Linked DNA regions of Mus musculus: all the other regions are linked to region 1. The links are chromatin loops, found by intact Hi-C in ENCODE. Cell type or tissue: heart. All regions are shown on one strand.

What was found. Hi-C counts contacts between places; a loop is a spot of excess contacts. Peaks named below come from ENCODE experiments on the same cell type or tissue, not always from the same donor. Only the 100,000 strongest peaks of a DNase experiment are listed, where the experiment ranks them.
Region 2: a loop joins it to region 1, with 2.8 times the contacts of the local background. A loop is called at or near these places in 9 of 42 quality-filtered maps.
Region 3: it touches region 1 in a loop (2.8-fold over the local background); 8 of 42 quality-filtered maps call a loop at or near these places.

Annotation. Positions count from the first base shown.
Region 1 is chr7:131,537,720-131,541,719 of GRCm38, reverse strand. It overlaps a transcript of Hmx3 not described here. Among named protein-coding and RNA genes, the nearest start is that of Hmx3, 3.2 kb to the left of the region's middle. In heart, a CTCF peak has its summit at 1,585; a DNase peak (open chromatin) is centred at 1,539; H3K4me3 peaks cover 30 bases; H3K27me3 peaks cover 3,945 bases.
Region 2 is chr7:131,360,434-131,364,433 of GRCm38, reverse strand. It overlaps 2310057M21Rik (RIKEN cDNA 2310057M21 gene), which reads left to right and starts at 1,708. Exons shown (of 6, transcript NM_026655.4): 1 at 1,708-1,926; 2 at 2,498-2,701; 3 at 3,473-3,545. The coding sequence starts at 1,763. In heart, no CTCF peak of the experiment used is centred here; a DNase peak (open chromatin) is centred at 1,573; H3K4me3 peaks cover 2,281 bases; H3K27ac peaks cover 2,046 bases.
Region 3 is chr7:131,408,473-131,412,472 of GRCm38, reverse strand. It overlaps Ikzf5 (IKAROS family zinc finger 5), which reads left to right and starts at 1,995. Exons shown (of 4, transcript NM_175115.4): 1 at 1,995-2,086. Acadsb (acyl-Coenzyme A dehydrogenase, short/branched chain) reads right to left here and starts at 1,872. Exons shown (of 11, transcript NM_025826.4): 1 at 1,686-1,872. The coding sequence starts at 1,727. In heart, no CTCF peak of the experiment used is centred here; DNase peaks (open chromatin) are centred at 1,082 and 1,872; H3K4me3 peaks cover 2,585 bases; H3K27ac peaks cover 1,744 bases.

The DNA of each region.
Region 1 (4,000 bases):
ATCTGAACACAGCACTTTCCCCCCAAAGGGTGGCATTTGGAACTGCCTAATGCTTTAATATAGGCGCCAAGAACCGAAGGCGCAGAAGAGTACCTTTCTCGTTTGTGACCCTGGCAACGACACCTGCAGCATGTCCCAAGGGCCTCCAAGTCCCTGGAGAATCTCGGCGGGCCTCTGAGGAATAGCTGGACTCATTCGACCTTAACAGCTCCCTGGGTCAAGCAGGAAGCCGGAGAGACAATCAGTTCAATTCTAGATTTCCATGGGGTCCTTTCCCCTGGTGATAGTTCCTTGGCCCGAGAAAGATGACAATTTGTTCTCAGCCTGGATGAAAATCCCTTCACACCTGAACTTCCTCCGCCTCAGCCCGTTCTTTATCTTTCGGTTGAGTCTTGCCTAATTCAAGCTCCTCTTGCTTACCTAGCGCAGCCTGGACAGTTTTGGGTCCCCAAATGAGAAGTAGGTTTATTTTATTTTTCAGACCTAAGGCACCAGAACCGCCTCTACCAAGTCTTGAAGGTCGTATTTAAAGTTTTGACATCCACCCTCGGTAACGAACCCTACTATTGCCTTGTAAGTAGCGCTTCTATAAATGGTTACTATTATTCCTTTGATTTCGTATAAGGCTTTACTGGAATGCACAGGGGCGCATCATCTAAAATCCGAGTTGGAGCCAATCACAGCTCCGAGGCTCAAGCAGGGTTGGTAATACGCTCAGATTTTATAGAGAAAAGGTGTCCAGAGAGGAGGCTGTACCTAAGACGCCCAAACAGTGTGGGACAAGCAGCGGCCACCCCCACCCACCCACCCAAAGCAGAAATCGTTCTTCTTGAATAGACGACATCGGTTCGGAGCTCACTGCTTGCGCACAGCAAACCTGGCGGCCCACTAGGCTGAGGAGGCTCCCAAGGGTATGTGCGGGTCTGGTGAGGGAGAAGCTGCAGACGTGTGCACGCTTGCTAAAGTTCTGATGTACAAGGACTCTTTTAAATTAGGGAAAGAGGAAACACTTTCCACTTCTCGGAAAGGTGGTCGTTGTGAGTCAGTGCTACCTTACTCTCTGCCTACCCAGAGAGGCCGTGTGTTCAATCACTGTGTCTCAAAACAAAACAAAAACAAACAAACAAACACACCAAAACCAAAACCCGCAACAAACCCATCTATGAGTCCGTAGACCTGAAAGACATATCTGTCCCAGGAAGACAGGCGTGAAAGACATTCGGTCCACGGCTTCTGGCCGATCTCAGTTCTAGGACTAGACCCAGAAGTGTGGACCCAAGAAGAGTTAAGAGGCAGCTTACTTGGGCCGATCCAGCATGTATCTTTCCTAATGTGAGCATGTGTGTGTGTGTGTGTGTGTGTGTGTGTGTGTGTGTATTCACTAGAGGAAAGGGTCTCTTTACTGGGTGTCAGCATCTCCAGCTGGACGTCAACATCAGGAAGCACTGACTTGAGCTTTCCTTTCTGGTTCGAAAAAGCTCGGGTGCCTGGATAGCAATTTACTTGTTCTCCAGAAAGTCTTGTTCCCTCCACTTGCCAGCACCGTGCTGCCTTAAAAGCCAGGCAAACAGCGCCCTCTATGGGGCATCCTCGAGCCTACAGAAGTACCTGAAGAAAACACAGAATCTATGCTAAGAATTTAAAAGCCTAGGCCCTAATATTCCCTACCACCCTTAGAAAACAGCACTTAAAAAAAACAAAAAACAAAAAAACTGAGTTATGAGAGAAACCAAGGGACGTCTCCTGCAGATTCCCGCAGGTCTAGCCACCTTTGGAAGAGTTCTCTCCTGCTTTTCACTCTTCTGGCTTTCTGTCTCCCTTTAAGGCAGGTTTTAGTTTTCTCCTTGCAGCCTTTTCTTTTCATGTGGAGCCTGACCGCAGTTGCTGGAGCTTCAGGATGCTGCTGTATGAGACGAGGAGTTGCCTTATTTATCTTTTGAGAACTCAGTGCACACTTGGCCAGTGAGTAGGCGTTTCAGTAAAGGTTTGTGTTAATGCCTCAATTCTTGACTTAGGTGATGGGTGGGCGAGTACATGGATGAACAGATAGGTGCGTGGGTGGATGGGTGGGTGGGTGGGTGGAGTCACAATTCACACTGCAAAGGATTGGTCTGCTTGACAAGAGTACTTCAGACACCCTGGCAACTTCCTCCCAAACACTCCAGCTAACACAGTTTTTGAAGTGTTTAATGAAAATCTAGCTTGTTTGGGGTTTTGGCATAGGATCTTGGTCTGTAGCCCAGGCTTACCCAGAAGTCAGTATGTAGCCTCCCCAATGCTGGAACTACAGGTATGAGCAACCACACTCAGATAATCTGAGGTCTTTGATTACATATTTTTACAAAAAACTAAAGGCTTTTCCAGGAACACGACTGCTGAAGAGTGCCTCACAGATTTTCAGCACGCAGGCTGTGCACAGTCAGATCTTCACACTGCTGTATCTTGGGACAAGTATCCAAGAGGGCAAAGGGGGCCTGGAGAATACTAGTGATCAACACCAAACGTCTACCCAAAGAATGGGCCTCGGCAAAAGCATGCTTAGAATTGTGTCCTACACCTGCCACGCGCAAAAGTCTTATGTGCATTTGCACACACTCAAGTTGCTAAGCAGATTGTTCCCCAAGAAAGGGGAGTGTACACATGTTCTCTAGGACTTTACCCAAGGCAGGGGGCTTCCTTCTGCAGCCAGAGTGGATGAGTCCTCCCCAGATGTAGTGTACAGACTTACAGAAAGGGTAGGGACCAGCTAAGCGTTTAGCCAAAGTTGCAAGATCCATGCTGGAGGCCTTCACAACTAATAGCTAGGGTTTGTCCTGTTCCTGGTGCTTAGATTTGCCATCCAACACTCCTGAGTTACAGGTTTTTGATTTGTAGGTAAAATGGACAAAAGCCTAGAGCTGCGATTCCCAGGAAAACTCTGACCCTGTCTCCCAGGAAGTTCCTGCTCATCTTTCCTCGGGCTACTTAGAATACTACCAAAGACCCCTGCTTTGGCTAATGAGTGTGACTTTGAGGAATGTATAGCTCTTAGGGAGTGACTGCAGCCACGTAGTCCTTGATGACATAAATATCTTGATATATGTACTAAACTCCTTAGAGTGGCCAAATTACTAACCCTTCTCTGAGAATAAGGGAACTCACTGTGCAGAGCTAATTTTAGGCATCAGTCACTGGTTGAGTCCTCACTGCACACTGGCCACTATCCCAGGGAGAGGTGGGCGGTACTTGAAAGTGAAGAAACTGAGGCACAAGATTATACAACAAAAGGAAGTAGATCTTACCCGAGGACCCAGCCTCCTAACATTGCTATGAAGACACTTGGGGACACATGCAGTGACTGCTGGTTATGCTTATGGTAAATTCTTATCCACTCTACTCTTGGAAAATATTGACTGATTGGTTGACTGACTGACTGACTGATTGATTGATTTGTTGGTGGTTTATTTCGAGACAGGGGCTTACTGGGTCATTCTGGTTGGCCTGAAATGAGATTTCACAGAGTTCCAACTTGCCTCTGCCTCCCACGTGCTAAGATTAAAGATGACCCCACAGACCAAAAAAATCTGTTCTTGTTGGTTTCTCTGACAAAGCTAGGTTAGCTAATCCTGGTAGGCTGCCTACATCCTCTCCATCTTCCTACTTCTGGTGTCTTCAAATGTTTCCTTCTAAAACAGGAGTCTCCCACACACAGTTATGCACAGGTTGCTCTGTCCTAAGAGTTCTTTTCTTACTTTTTAAGATTTATTTTATTTTTGTGTGTATGAGTGCTTTGCTGGTATATATGTCTGTCTGCCACATGTGTTGCTTGTGCCCATGGAGGTCAGAAGCAGACACCGGATTCCCCTGGAGCTGGAGTTATGAATGGCTATGAGCCACCATACAGGTGCTAGGAATTGAACTCAGGTCCTCTAGAAGGGCAGCTGGTGCTTTTAACTGCTGATGCATCTCTTCAGCCTCTCTGTAGAGTGCTTGTGAAGGGGAAAGAACTTTAAATGTTTGC
Region 2 (4,000 bases), 180 kb after region 1:
TCAGGTTTACCCTGAATCTGATCTCCTTGAGCTGGAGAATCCTATGGAAAACTACTCAACTCCACTCTAGGAACCAAAGGTCAGAATGGCCAAGATAACGTATCTTAGCCTTTGTTGAAACTGCTTGTTTGTGCGGAACCTCCTCCAGCTAACTGTTCTTCTAAGTTGCTCATTTGTTCAGAACCCTCCTTGGTGGCTGGCTAACAGCTCATCTTAGCTTCTGTTAAAACTGCTTACTCCGTAGTGCTCTGATGCAGCAGCCAAGGGAGATGCCTTCGCTTTAAGGTCTCTTAAAATCCCATGTTCTGGACACTCAGGGGCTATACCTAGAATAAAGACTTTCAATTGGTTGTGCACTCTGAGGGGGCTCCCCATACTAAACAGAACAAGAATGATGACCACTTAGAATGTGGGGAATTTCTTTTAAAAATATAAATTGAGCCTTTTAGAATTAAAGGTTACTGTTTCTAGATTTTGTTTATACTGAATCTCTGATTTCTCTTTCAAACTTGATGAACACATTATACATACACTCTGGTGACTGTCTATAGAATTCAATCATCTTTTTCTTGATGACATAAACACGTTTTTTGAACAGGGGTACACATACAGACTAAAATGAAAATTAAAGCAAAACGTTTTTTCTGAGCGATGAACAAAAAGTTCTGGGACAAAACTAGGTTATGGCTGAACAAAACTTCCCCAGAAATTATATATAAGGCCTCAAGCACAACTTTAAAATTCAGGTACTCCACATTTCTGTAAACAAATTTCTCCCCTCGCCTCAATAGATGTTTAAATTATCTACACAACCCACTTCAGGAAGATAATGGGGGTGGGTATGGGGTGGAACGACAGCCGATACCTAGCTTTCTTTCCAATGAGTATAAAGTTTCAAGTCCCACTTGTCACCACAGAAAGTTTGACCGTACAATGTACTTCTGAAGGGACCAAGGCCCATTGCCAGTTTTTGTCAAGGTTATGAGTGAGAAACCTTAAGTCGCAGCTTTGAGCCTCTTGGACATTTTTAACCTTGAGAATTCTGTCATTTAGGACGTGCAAGCACGCTCCACCGGGTTCCTGAGGCTCGGAAGCCGGGTCTTAGTGGGTTCAGTGTTTAGTGCCTTCGGCCACTCAGCATTATTCTGCAATGCTAAGCGCCGCGCTCCACTCTACAGCCCACGGAGGTGACCTGAGCAGTGAAACAACGCGATCAGCCGTGGTCGCACTGCTTCAAAAGCAGCCTGCATGGCCTTCACTCCACGGGCTGGCGCAGGAAGGGTCCCCGGAGTCCTCTTCCGAGGACCTCGGATTGGGAGCTGGCTTTACAGGCTGCTTGAGCCAAGGAGACCGCACCTATCTGCTTTGGTACCACCCTCAGGGTGCCGACACCGCCCAGGCGCCACCCCACCTCCCACCCTAAAGCGTCGCTGCTTTGCCAACGTGGAAATAAACCCCTGGGTTCCCGCGCGCAGAGCACTGCGCATGCGCGCGGCACCTGCCCCAGGAGCGGAGGAATTCCGCGCACGAGCCAACCCCTGGCTCTTTTCCGCGGAGATTTTAAACCAACTTCTGGAAGGGAGACGAACACGCATGCGCACGTGTGGTGGTTGGGTCCCGGGATGGGAAGGGTTGGAGTGGGATGGGGTGGGGTCGGGGGAAGAACCGGAAGTTGTGCTGAACCTTCACCTCCCCTGGGCACTGAAGGAAACGCAAGCTCTGCGAGAGAGGTTCCGACGCCGCCTGGGTTGGAGGAGACAGAATGGAGACCGCGATCGAAGACGCGGGACTGGACCGCGGCCCGACGCTGACCTCGTCCTGGGATGCGGCGTGCGGGGCGCTGACCCAAAGCCTTTTTCTTACCCGGACTGGGCCACGTGCCCAAGACTTGGACTTCGAGCAGCTACTGGAGCCGCCAGCTCCGAGGTGCGCCGGGCCAGGGCCGGGGTCGGGTGACAGTCACGCTGCTGAGGAGCCGGGAGGAGGACGGGAGCCGAGACGGGCGAGGGAGCCGAGCGAGGCCGCGGGGACGGCATGGGGGAGAGCGGTGGTGCCTGGAGGTGGGCGAGGCTGCGGGCAAAGGGTGCGCGCTGGGCCGGAGAGGCCGGGAAACTCGTGTTCAAGATGCCCTCCTGTTACAATCCTCCTCGCCCCCCACCCGCGAACGCCCCCAGTCTTCTATTTGGGGGGAACAAGAACCACGGCGTCTTGGAAAAAGACACATGGTTGTTTTAACATTCAGTAAACGCTTTTAATTGACTGCGAATGAATTAGATAGTTGAATAGGCTGTCCACGGTCTAGGAAAAGTGGACGGGAATGAATGCCCTGACGCCTCAAACCTCTGTTCCTTATTAATTCTGTGAGAAGTATCTGTGGGTGATGGGGAAGGTTCTTGGTTCTCATGGCAAGTAGAGGTGAGTTTGAAAGGATTAATGGGTTATGCTTCTACTCGGAAAACTTATCTCTGTGATTTTTTTTTTTCAATTTTCTTCTCAGCCAGGATCCGGTTAGTCTGAAAAGCAGCCTGAGCCCCCGAGATGAAAACCCCTGCTTCATTTACCTGAACTGTGGCCCTAATGGGGGTGAAGAAATCCTTTCGGTTGGCGTTCTGAGTTCAGCAAGAAACATGGAAGTATACTTAGGAGAGGAGTATTGTGGAACCAGTCGAGGCAAGACTGCCTGCACTGTCCTGGATGACAGGTTTGTGACTTGTCTAGATGAAAGTGTTCATATGAATCAGTGTCTTTATTCTCAGCTCGTAATGTTTGTGGATTTTCTGAGACTGACAGGACAGGAGTCATTAGGGAAGAGAAGTTAAAAACATGCCAATAGACATAGGTTAGACCACTAAGCCTTCCAACGGCAGGGTTGATGAGCAAGCTTAAAAATATGGAGATTTCGGGCTAGTTAACTGGAAGTGAGTTGGCGGGTCACTGGTAATTAGTGGAAGAGCTTTATTAGAATGCAGTCCAGGTAAGCATTCTTGTTCTCACGTATCTCAGCAGGATCTGTTTAACAACCATTAGACATTCTGAAACTGACTCTCTTCCCTTCTAGAAGGCTCCTTGTGATTGATATATCAAACTAAGACTGTCACGGCAGCCTATTTACTGACCTATTAAAAGATGGACAGTTTGTGATTTTTTTTTCCCCCCAGTCTTGTACAGGGTTCTGCCCAGATCTGTCCTGAACATAATGCATGCTCTAGGTCCTGCCTGTGTTGGAAAGAATAGTAGTGTTTATAGAGCGTTAAAGTATGCCATGTGCTCCCTCGTTCAGTCCCCCATATAGCTGGCAAGTGGTAGGTACTGCTCCTCCACGCGGTGCAGCGCAGGCAGGAGCCCATTACTCCCTGTACCTGACCAGGAAAAGGGAATCTCTGAGATGAAGGAGTGTCCCGAATCATTTGTTCTTAAGTATATGTTAATGTTTACAACCAATGGCTGTTAAAAATGAATTCTTTTATTTTAGTGAACATGAAAAGATCTTGTTATACAAAAAATACCTAAAATTGGATTCTCCCACGCATGCCTGTAAAATAAAGGTGAGTCATCACCAAATTTAAGATTTAAGGTTGATCAAATTGTTTTTGTTTTTGTTCTATACACACTTATTTTCTCTTGGTTTGGCAGTACAGTAGTCTAACATGGTCCCTAGGTTTAGTCCAGAAATGCTTAGTTAGCTAGTAAAGGGGTACTGTTTTTCTAAAAAATTATTAATCCTTTAAACATTGAAAATCTCTTTAAAGTGTGATAATTTCCGGGGTCCATCCCATAATCAGCCACCAAAAGCAGACACTATTACATATGCCAGCAAGATTTTGCTGAAAGGAGCCTGATATAGCTGTCTCCTGTGAGGCTTTGCCAGTGCCTGGCAAATACAGAAGTGGATGCTCACAGTCATCTATAGTATGGAACACAGGGCCCCCAATGGAGGAGCTAGAGAAAGGACCAAGGAGCTGAAGGGGTCTGCAACCCTATAGGGAGAACAACAATATGA
Region 3 (4,000 bases), 130 kb after region 1:
AAGCAACCGCTTAAGGTTATACCACAGAGCCTGGGCTCTAGATCCAAGCAGTTTGGCACCAGAACTTAATTAATTAACTACCATGCTTCAGGCAAATTTCAGCAAAATATACTATTTTTTATAAAAGAGATCCAAAACCTACGCAAGACAATAAGGCACAAATCTAAACAAAATACTTCCGTGGTATCTCCGACCAAGGAGAAGCAGCAGTAGTTTTTGTCAAAGTCACCTAATCCTTTGTCTGAAATCGCTACATCTCAAGGTTAAATAGCTACTTGTTAAGAGGTTCATGCAAAGTAAGAGAGACTGGAAGCTGGAAGAGCACCAAGGGCTTGTAGGCTAGAAAAACAAAGGGTGGCCAAACTCAACAACCCAGACAAGTCTGCTGGCTACATTATTATTAAGCAACAATTATTAAACAGTATTAAATAATAATCACAAGAACCCATTTCTAATCCTTTGTGACAATACACTAACACAACTTTATTAATTTCCTAAACACCCCAAGCTTGTAAAACAATAAAATAACGTTAATTATCTACAATGTGAGGCAAAGAGGTGCAGACTTGCTTCACCGTTTACAAGCTACTTCCTCTCATCAGTAGCTTGTAAAACCGGGAATAAATACTGCAGGATTTTGATTGCTCGCCAGAATAATGGGTGAGACTTGAGACTTAACATCTGCCCGAGGAAATTTTAAGATTACTATTTAGCTGGAGGGTTTCCAGCTAACTACAACCACAGCAAAGGCACCCAACTGTCCTTTCACTTCAAAGTTAGCTAAATGGGCTCGTCAATCGCCTAAGTAGAGAAACATCCTCCAGGAAAGCTGTCTCTTTCAGGCACCTGAAGAAATAGCACCAAGTCCAGCTAACGTAGGTTTGCTCATGGTTCAACCCATTGCCCCCTCTGACTGGTCAGAGTGTCTTCTGTTATTCTGACAGATGCTGTCATCTGCACTGTACTGTGTGTCCTAATTCCAAGCTCAGGAAATCCGAGAGAGCAAAGGGAGGCCAGAAACATCCTGGTGAGACAAGAGGCTGGCCTCAGACCAAGTTTGAGGAAGAGGACTAGAATGGGCTTTTGGGCTCCTCAGAATCTAAGGGAGCTGGTCAGATCCCCGCAGTGAGATAAAGCCTAAGAAATTCCTTCCCTGAATGGTTAAGACCCAGAAATATGAGAGGTCCCTTCCAGCTGGGCTGCTGAAGGGAAGAGAGTGTCAATAGGCTCGACAAGCAGGCCTAGATTTTAGTCATTAAAAATCATCATTATCGGTTGGGTGATGGTGGCGCACGCCTTTAATCCCAGCACTCGGGAGGCAGAGGCAGGCAGATTTCTGAGTTCGAGGCCAGCCTGCTCTACAGAGTGAGTTCCAGGACACCCAGGGCTATACAGAGAAACCCTGTCTCGAAAAAAAAAAAAAACAAAACAAAAACAAAAACAAAAAAAACCCCAAAAAACAAAACAAAAAAATCATCATCATCATCCGGGGAAATGTGGCATGAGCTGGGACGGATCCTGAAGGAAAACCAGACGGAGGTGAAGGGTCTGTGGAGACCCAGCCCCAGGCTCAGCCCCCTCCACCAGCCTCCCAGACCCCCAGCCCATTAGGAAAAGATGACGTCGCCAGGAATCAGTGTGGCCACAGGCCTCCTGAGACGGTCGCTTCGACCGACCCCACTCACCAGCCCGCCCATACGCCACAGCTGGAGCGCAGAGACCGCCATCCTCGCTTCGGGCAGGGTGGCCCTGTTAAGCTCGCAAGGCTTTCCACGAACCCTTGCGCAAGACTCCCTCGGCCTGGCAAGCTCGGGCCCTGCCCACTCCGAGCATCCGCCCCTCACACACCCCTTTGAGTCCCCGCCCACTGCCGCCTACGGAACCCCAGGAGAGACATAATTCTCTCCTTGCTCCCTGCAGCACGCTCACGCGAGACTTGGGCAAGGCGTGGGGCGGGCGGGAAGGGAGCGGAGACACAACAAATATGGCGGCTACAGCTGCGACGCTGACGAACGCTGAGGCGGTGGCGGTGGCGGCGACGGCAGTGAAAAGGGCTGTGGGGATTCCTCGGTGCGGTTGTCAGGAGGTGAGTCACGGGGGGCGGTCAGCTTCCACGGCGGCGCTACGGTTACTCAGGGCACGTTGACGGAATGGCGGAAGGTAAAGTGCCGGGTTCATTGCTAGCCGGCTAACACCGCTTTCGCCTTGGCCACAGCGGAGGGTCCTGCGTGCCCCGTGGGCTGCCAGCGTGGTGACTCGGGACTCTCTTGGGCTCGTAAGTGACTGGGTGCGCCGCCCGGAGGCTCGCGAGCGAGTCGGCGCCGTCGGGCCGCAGCTCGGAGCTCAGGGTGGGGAGCTGTCTCCGGCTTTGACAGGTGGCGATCGCAGGGAGCATCCCTGTGTAGTGCATTCTCGGGGTGCCAAAGTCGACCCCAGCAACCCCGGTGTATCCTGGATAGGGTGTTAACCCCGGGCTGCTGTTGGGAAGGAGTTTTCTTTCTCTCATGACCTGGCGTCTACTGCCTGTACTTTCCAATGTTGGGAACAGGTGAGGCTGGGGAGGATCTTCCGACTCATTCAAGATTTCTGTCCCCGATCGATTCATCATCGATCGACTGTCGGGAATGTTCTTGGATGCTCAATGTGGCTCCTCCTCAGCTAAGCGTCCAAGTGCTGTCTGTCTAACTGTAGATCCTAAGTATAGTCAGTGGTAGCTGCCAGTAACCACATGGCCTCTTTAATGACTCCTTTGTGTGCTGGTCAGAACCGGACAGAGGAGTGAGAACGGACATGAAGACTTCTGAAGTTGTGAGGTCCAGGGAAATTACACTTAGAAGACACAGCATGAAAACAGCTGCTTAAAACATCTGGACTACTTGTAAGACTTTGTCTTGAGTTTATGTTGTCTTCAGCACAGCTGAGGATGAACGTTTTCTTGGAAGTTCCTTGCGGGGGAACTGGGATGTTTGAAGTTCTTTTCCTGTAAGGGTCCCGTGTTTCCCAGGAAACCGTAACTGTTGTACTGTGGGACACTGAAGATGGGCTTCAGATATGCCGTGGTTGAGTCCTGGTGGTTGTTACATATATTTCCCTGGCGATAGAGCTAATGTACTTTTATGTGCAACTGGACTTATTCAGCAACATTAAGCCTGGCATCTCTTGAAATTAGCATATTATATATGAATGGCATTGAAGTTTTTTTGTTAAAAGTAAATGACCAGTGGCAACATGATAGTAACACAAATGGCTAGGATGTAATTGTGGGCCACCAAGCTTGCCCTTGCTTTTTTTTTTTTTTTTCAGTTAATGATAATGACACACAAATTATGTTATTAACTTGTTACTAAGCCTGTAGTCCCTAGCAAAGTTTTCACTTACGTGTCTTTCTTTGCAGACTTCTTGTGGCTTTTGAATTTTAGTTGAAATTCCCTCCATGGCCTTTTGGACGCCTTTGTTGTATCTCCAGAGTAAATTTCAATTATTCAACATTTCAGCAGTGTTGCCGTGGAAAGTAAAAAGTGGAGCTAAATTGGGGTGAACAGGTTAGATTGTATCATTCTTTTTTTGGATTTCTTCAGATGTGGCTTCATTTCTGTTTTCCTTTTTATGTTTTCTGACTTCTCAGAAGAGCCTTATCACAGTGTTCATGCATTCAGAGTCTTTAGCAGACGGGAACTCAGGAATTGTGTTCTAATTCTTTTTGAAGGTCCATGTTACTCTGTATGAACTAAGTCTCGTTTGTCAGCCTTTACTAATGTAAATTCTCTTGGAGAGTAAATCTTTCAATGACCATAATCAACAGGTTATAGAAGTAAACACAGCTATTGAACAATAAAGAACTTCAGTAGGCCTGACTAACCTCTGGGTTAATTGTCACATAAAAAGTTGGGCTAACCCAGTACAGGGGAATGCCGGGGCCAGGAAGCAGGAGTGGGTGGGTTGGGGGGCAGGGCGGGGGGAGGGTATAGGGGACTTTCGGGATAGCATTTGAAATGTAAAT